2 separate regions of the Homo sapiens genome follow, and region 2 is linked to region 1. Evidence: chromatin contacts called from ENCODE Hi-C or POLR2A ChIA-PET data. All regions are on one chromosome and are shown on one strand. The core of a region is the stretch at or near the end of the contact, and the rest is flanking DNA. Distances in the headings are between cores, read along the strand shown. Region 1 holds the start of DLGAP1-AS1 (DLGAP1 antisense RNA 1). Region 2 overlaps DLGAP1 (DLG associated protein 1).

Evidence for each region. Hi-C counts contacts between places; a loop is a spot of excess contacts on that map. ChIA-PET counts read pairs that join two places held with the same protein, here RNA polymerase II (POLR2A). Pooled maps may share reads with other maps.
Region 2: a pooled map shows a loop between it and region 1 (4-fold over the local background). The contact joins the enhancer-like site here to the promoter of DLGAP1-AS1 in region 1. A Hi-C loop is called at or near these places in 2 of 168 maps with a recorded cell type or tissue (IMR-90 and endothelial cell of umbilical vein) and 9 of 50 pooled maps. POLR2A ChIA-PET finds 5 or more read pairs at or near these places in 4 of 52 experiments (AG04450, K562, PC-9 and 1 more).

The regions. Positions count from the first base shown.
Region 1 is chr18:3,591,770-3,595,363 of GRCh38, reverse strand. DLGAP1-AS1 (DLGAP1 antisense RNA 1) reads right to left here and starts at 1,250. Exons shown (of 3, transcript NR_024101.1): 1 at 1,124-1,250; 2 at 880-944. All of the region lies in intron 7 of DLGAP1 (DLG associated protein 1), which reads left to right. RefSeq lists enhancers at 1-78, 1,491-1,610 and a silencer at 199-493.
Region 2 is chr18:3,769,485-3,773,078 of GRCh38, reverse strand. All of the region lies in intron 5 of DLGAP1 (DLG associated protein 1), which reads left to right. Among named protein-coding and RNA genes, the nearest start is that of DLGAP1-AS3, 110 kb to the left of the region's middle. RefSeq lists a silencer at 1,453-1,672. Within about 2 kb of position 1,923, at least 16 of the 41 ENCODE cell types and tissues checked have a DNase peak (open chromatin) inside an H3K27ac peak, as active enhancers do; they include IMR-90, where a contact is called at or near this core.

The sequences.
Region 1 (3,594 bases), core at 1-2,500:
AGAAGTTTTAGACCTCAGCCTCTGGCCCTGGGCCTTCTGAAATGACCTTCCTCCAAACACCATTTAATTTCCGCTAACTTAGTTAATGAATGGAACTTTCTGAAGACAGCAGTTACTTTGATCTGAACCCCTTTCCTAGTTTCCAGTTAACATAGCCAGAGGGAGACAGAAGGGGTGCCCGCCTCTCAATGGGTGCCCTCTCCTCCTGCGTGGCTGGAGCAGCTCCCAGCTGTAGCTATTCCTCTAACGCAGAGAGAGCTGCAGAAAGCAGTTCCCAAAAGGAAGAAGGCAAGTTACAAATACCGCCGTTGGCATTTTCGTGGGTGTTTCCCGCCACATAGAGATAAAAGCTTTGAGGTGGGGCTTTGAGGCACACTCTCTGGGTAGCTGGGCCTGCAGTCTGGAAATCCTAAGTAATCCTTGCAAATAGGCTAACTGGAAGCCAGCAATACAAATGAGCAGTGCTTCTGGCCTGAGAGAAAGGTGTCTGCATTCAAAGTACAACTTCAGATAAAAATGGAAAATGCCAGTCCCACCCTGCAGGAATCCTGTTTCTGGGCTGTTTATCCTCACTGCCATCCACCCTACCCTTGGCTGTGACTAGGATGTGAAGAAAGAGATTGGGTGGAAAAGGCTACCGCAGCTCTTGCTCCGTTTAACTCACCACCTTAAAAAACATGGCCTTGGCTGCTGCTTTAAAACAACAACAACGAAAATCCCCAGCCCCAACCCAGAGGTTTAACCCTGCAGCTAAGGTGAAGTTTTTGTTAAGGTGATAAGGTAAAAAAGGACGCCATTCTGAGCCTTGACTTCCACTCTTCATACTTTTCGGAAGACAAGTCCAGCAAAGACCTCCACCCCTTCCAAAGAGCGACTTACCTCGTAGCTGATCCACAGATTGCAACGTACAGATGTGATGTTCCAGGCTTGGCCACAAGGGGACACTAGAGAGTAGGACTGCCCGCGTCAATGTTTTGTTTTTTACAGACTTTTGGTTGGGAGGGAGGGAGGGAGGGAGGGGGGTGTGGGAGTGGTGGGGGAGATGCTGGCTTTAAAAAAAAGTCCATTTGTTCCCTGAGATTGTGCCACTTGCCCTTTTATAAGTCAAAGGTTGCCACGTTACCTGTTGCCAGGTTCCTGAGAGTGCTTGGGGAAAATGTGGGCGAGAGAGGCACAGCACAGTCCTCCGGCTTGGTAGGTTTCAAGCTCTTTTGACTGGGCTGGCGCTGACATTTGCAGGGGCAGCTGCTGTGGATTGCCTGCGCATTGTTTGGCTGTAGTTCTAACAGAGGAGTGGCTGCGTCTGACATCATTTCCAGGCATCAAGTGCCTGGGGCTTTTTTTTTTTTTTTTCTTTAATGACGAACTCTCTGACCCCTCCCTGCCTGGATTTTTGTACAGTACATGCACTGTGCAAAACAGCCTCCACTCAGGAAGCCCAAGTTTTGTAGCAGCTTGTTGAAACAACTTGGGTGCCTTTTAAAAAAAATAAAGTTGTGACTCTGAAACAAACCTTTCCATTCTTCCTCCTTGCTGAGAACAATGTTGCGTTTGATTAGCAGCGCAGCCAGTGCTTTCTGAAAGATCTGCTCTCCCCAGAAGAGGCGGCTGCTATCAGTTGAATAGATCTCTAGGCCAGACATGCCGAGGCTTGGGGCATTTGTCTGGCGTTAGGAAGTGTCTGGAATACTAGCAACTACCAACTGGCGTGTCTTATGACTACAGGAATTATTACACTACCCTCCATTTCATTCACATCCCCTCTCCTCCCCTTACACACACACACAAGCATATTTTTTTCTACTTTAGAAAAAGTTGAGCGAGTCATCTTGTGGTTTCCGTGGAGGATGTAACTGGGAGAGAAGACTGTGGGATACCTTGTATCTCCCAGAGGGGGGCCGGGAATCATGGTGTATGACCCACCCCAACAGCCTCTGATCTCTGCCTTCTCACCACTGACCGCCACGCTTTGGGTGGCCTTAAATGTGAAGCTGTAAATATTTTGAAATAAGGTAGTGATTTTTCCATGTGCATTTTGTTTTGTGGCATTTCTCTCCTTCTGCAATATTTTAAAAGTTGCAACTGTGCACCCCTTGTTGACCACTCCAAATTCATTCATTCACTGAAACTTAAGAGTTCCTGCAGAGTGAGGATGGCTGTGCACGAAGGAGTCCCTCGTGGAAACCACGGTGCTTTAGTGGACAAGGTGTTTACTAGAGAGTGTTTACTGGCGGGGGGCGGGGGAGATAAACAAAGGTGGTTTGAGTTAATGGTCAGATGGGAGTTGGAGCCCTGAGTACTCTAACTCTGTCACTGAATCTCTAGATGAGTTAGGGATGTCCGTTGCCTGCTCTGAGCCTTAATATTTTCATCAGTTAAATGGGGATAGTGGGATCTTTCACATATGTGAGATCATGTCTATTTTCTTCTTTTTCTTTTCTTTTCTTTCTTTTTTTTCTTTTTCTTTTTCTTTTTCTTTTTCTTTCTTTCTTTTTCTTTTTTTTTTTTTTTTTTTTTTTTGAGGCAGGGTCTTGCTCTGTCACCTAGGCTGGAGTGCAGTGGCACAGTCATGGCTCATTGCGGCCTCCACCTCCCAAGCTCAAGTGATCCTCCCACCTCAGCCTACCGAGTAGCTGAGACTTCAGGCGTGCACCACCATGACCAGCTAGTTGTTGTTGTTTGGGTTTTTTTGAGACGAGGTCTCACTCTGTTGCCCAGGCTGGTCTCCAACACCTGGGCTAAAGCGATCCTTATGCTTCAGCCTCCCAAAGTGCTGGGATTACAGGTGTGAGCCACCACACCCAGCCCCCATGTCTATTAAGTTCTTAGCACAGTGTCCAGTACACAGAGTAAGGATTTGCTCTCTGGTGATTAGGAAGATCTAATGGCATGTCACGGGTCTGGACTGAATCTCATCTCATCATCTTTGTTGTTGCCAGGGTTTGCGCATTTTTGCCGGTGGAGGACTCCAGCCAGACCGCTGATTTGTCTGGCATTTGTTGGAAAGTCCGGCCAGCATAACACATCACCGCAAGGAGCAGGAGCCCTATGATGCACTGTTAAGTGCACAACTATGGGGTCTGCTTGGCTGGAAGCAGCAGCAGCAAACTTGTCTATTAGTTATTTTGTCCTCATCAGTGCCAGCTGCTTTCCCAAGATGGCAGAACATTCATCATTGCTACCAGACAGCCTCGTTGGAGCTCTTTCTCTGGCCTCCTTTTTTGGCTTCTTTCTTCAGCTCTTCAGCATCATTCTCTGTGGGACCCTCCCTAGTTTGCAAATTCTTGTCTAAATTTCACTCATTATCATAACCATCCAATTTGAAAGAAACCTTGTCATCTAGTTGAGCCCCCTATCAGATGTTGGTACAATTGCTATAGCCTCCCAGCCAAAAGATGTGCTGGTCTGTGCTTGAACAGGTCCAGGGGCTGAGAACTCCCTCTGTTATGAGGTCCTCATATTCCTTCTATGGACGGACAATCAATGCCTGGAGAATTATTCTTTATGCCTCTCTGAGCCCTTGCCTTTGTTGTTCCTTTGGGGACTTATACAAAACAGGCCCATGCTATCCTCTAAGCAAGAGCCCTCCAAATA
Region 2 (3,594 bases), core at 674-3,173, 180 kb before region 1:
GGAGCTCATTAAGAACTCCTTCATTCCAGTATTCTTTCAGCCTGATCTTAAAGCACAAGTAAAAATGTTCTCTTCTTTTAAATGGGCTCTGCCAAGTTAATTATGGACAGGAACACTAAGGTAAGGACCAGGGGCTCCGTTCAATACCATGCTGAAGAGGTGAGGCCCTCTGCCAAATGTTCACTGGAGTTATCGGGGGCTTAGAGTTGGTCTTTTCAAACTTTAGTGCAGTTAAGAATCACCTGGAAGTCCTGTTACAATGCAGATGCTAATTTAGCGGGTCTGAAGTGGGGCCTGTGATTCTGCATGCCTAACAAGCTCCCAGGGGGTGCCAATGCCACTGGTCCAAGAACCACATTTTGAATAGCCTGTTTTTAAAAACACCCTTAGAGCCTAAATTAATTGTTCTGGGGTGGGGCTCAGAAATTGAGGATATAATAATATTATTAATAAAATTCCCAAAATGATCACATGAATGTAAAATTCACAAAGCCTCCTTATTCCTAAATATATTAAAAGACGACAGGCAGCTACACTAGACCAGAAAGAAAAGAAAGAAAGAATACACAAGGAGCTCATTAAGATCTCCGGGACAGAAGAAAGAAAGAAAGAAAGAAAGAGGGGGGTGGGGGGGAGGGAGGGAGGGAGGAAGGAAGGAAAGAAAGAAAGAGAAAGAAAGAAAGAAAGAAAGAAAGAAAGAAAGAAAGAAAGAAAGAAAGAAAGAAAGAAAGAGAGAGAGAGAGAGAAGGAGAGAAAGGAAGGAAGGAAGGAGAGAAAGAAAGAAAAGGAGAAAAGGAGAGAAAGGAAGGAAAGAGAGAAAGAAAGGAAGGAAAGAAGGAAGGAGAGAAAGAAAAGAAAGAGAGAAAGAAAAGGAGAGAAGAAGAGAAAGGAAGGAAGGAGAGAAAGGAAGGAGAGAAAGAAAGGGAAGGAAGGAAGGAGAGAAAGAAAAGAAAAGAAAGAAAGGAAAGAAAAGAAAAGAAAGAAAGGCTTAGGTTTTAACTGTTTTTACCATCAGAGTCTATGGTTGTTATAAAATAGTCAAATATTGCAATCTATTCATAATTCTATTGTATTTTAAATTTGCGCTTCTGTTCCCGAAATAAGCTTCACCACTTGCAGCTTAAGCCACAGAAATGCGAACTCAGAAGGGACCGGGAGAGGAGAGAATGTTCTTTCAGCGTTAGAAATTTATCTTGTAAATAGAAGCTGGCAGTGGCCACATGGATTTTTTTTTTTTTTTCAGAGCTAGGGCAGGCAGTTAGTAGACCTCAGTTACAGCGTCAGCTCTGCCACTAACTAGCTAGTTAGACCCAGAGCTGCTCTGAGCCTTAATTTTTTATCCGTTGAAGGAGAGCCTTTGAAAGAAGATAACAGCAATCCAGGCCCCTGACATCCTTTGATTCTTTGATTAAGTCACCAACGTCAAACATGGAAAAACTTGAATGAGCAACTCGCTCAGGATTTCCTGGAAGGCACCCTGACTTGGAGAGTGGTATTATGCAAGTCCCGCAGTACACACGGCACGTCCCGCCCGGGCGGTCCTGCGCAGTCCTCAGCCTCGACCGCCCCCTGCCGGTCCTCCCCGGGACTGACGCCGCCACCCGCCCCCGGGCCGAGCGCGTCTCCGGGGAAACACAGACGCACTCTCAGCTCCCCTGGACCTACGCCGTCGTCCCCCCACCGTCCTTCCACGGGGGCGCAGGAAGGAGTGGGACGGAGCATCGGTGCCTTTTTCATTAGAATAGACACAAAGCCCAATTAATAAAGACCCAGAGAAGAGGAAGGGAAGAACAAGACCCAGGGGTTAGAAGAGAGAAGAACAAGAGCGGATTCTCAGCCATGGGACCGCAGCTTGTGAAAGGGGAGCTTTGTTTATTTATTGTCTAATCTCCTTGCTGCCCTGAGCTCGTGCAGCACGTTCCTTATCGGAATCTTGGGAGCTTGGGAATTTCCACAACAGAATATGTCGAATAGCTTATATTGCTAGCATAATAGAGTACATTTTGACCAGAAAGCTTTTATCCCTTTTCATGTGGTAGTGATTGTTCGGTGCTTCTCTATAGAAAAGTTAAACCATCCTCAATACGGTGAATATTATCTTTCCATTCTTTCACCCAAGGCATAAGAAATTACTATAATTTACCATGGCATAAAGGTAATAAAAGTGGGTAGAAGTCATCTTTCCAACACCTAAACACCTATCTGGAAAAGCTTTTGACCACCAACAGTACTCATTATTTCTGTCTTTGTACCTAATTGATTTAGTCAGAGTATCTGTGGCCATTTAAATACTATGTGATTCTGGTGATAATGGATTGATGGGGCATGTTTCCATTTCACTCACAAATGCTTTCAAATATACTTCTGCCTTATAGCGTATGCAATTATACTTTCTGTTCAGAATCTGTGAAGTTAATGATTCTTCACATTTCCTGGAAAACTTTTATGTTTTTGTTCAGATGAATGAGTAGTTATTTTCTCTAAGTATAAATTTCAGAGCTGTTGCATTTCTACAGCTAAAGCCCATGTAAAACATAGCCAATGAATGGGCATTCATCTGTGTTTCATGGCACATCAAAATGTATTTTAAATGCCTTTTCCTATGGCCACCTCCAGTCTTTTTTGCCTTAATTATGGCATCAAGGTGACTATTAGGAGTTTGCAGTAGCCAGTGATGTGGGGGTAAGGCAGGAGCAATATTCAGGACATGTGTCTGGTCATTAAGAAGTACCCAAATTTCTAGAGACTCAGAGAAGAATAAGAGGAAAATTCCACCACCTCCCTTCTCCTGCCTGCCTTCTCTCTCCCACAGTGACAGCACTGACCTATCAGACAGGGAAAATGGAAGATGCAGGCCTTATGCATAGTAGTGCCTGTCTCCAACCAGGTCCCAAGTCCACCCATGAGTACATTCTTCAAGTGTGCTCTTCTCACTGCCACACACACAGACCCTGGTTCATCATGGCAGACGTTTAAAAATTTGGAGACTAACTTGGTTCTACTTATTCTTAGGTACAAACTCAGTTCCAATGTCCAGCTTTGAACTAGATGGTGAACCACACTATTAGTTTTTCCTGCATCCTGACTCATTCATTGTCTGAAGGTGGGATTTTTTTAATTAAAATTTTATTTTGAGATTAAAATTATTTTGAGATAATTGTAGATTAACATGTAGTTGTAAAAATAGTACAGAGAGATCTCATGCACCTTATACCCAGTTTTCCCCCCCCACCCACCGTGGTAACATTTCAAAAAACTGTAGAACAATATCACAAAGAGGATATTGACACTGGTAGTCAAGATACAAACATTTCCATCATTGCATGGGTCCCTCATGTTGCCCTTTTATAGCCACACCCACTTCCCTCCCAACCCCACCACTTTCTTTACCCCTCGCAATCACCAATCTGTTCTCCATTTCTGTAACTCTGTCATTTTACATGAATGGAATCACACAGTATGTAACCTTTTGGGACTGGCTTTCTTCATTCAGCATAGTTCTCTGGAAATTCATCCAGGCTGTTGCTGAGAAGTATTCCATGGATGTACTACAGTTTAACCATTCATTCCTTGAAGGATATCCTGGTTGTGCGC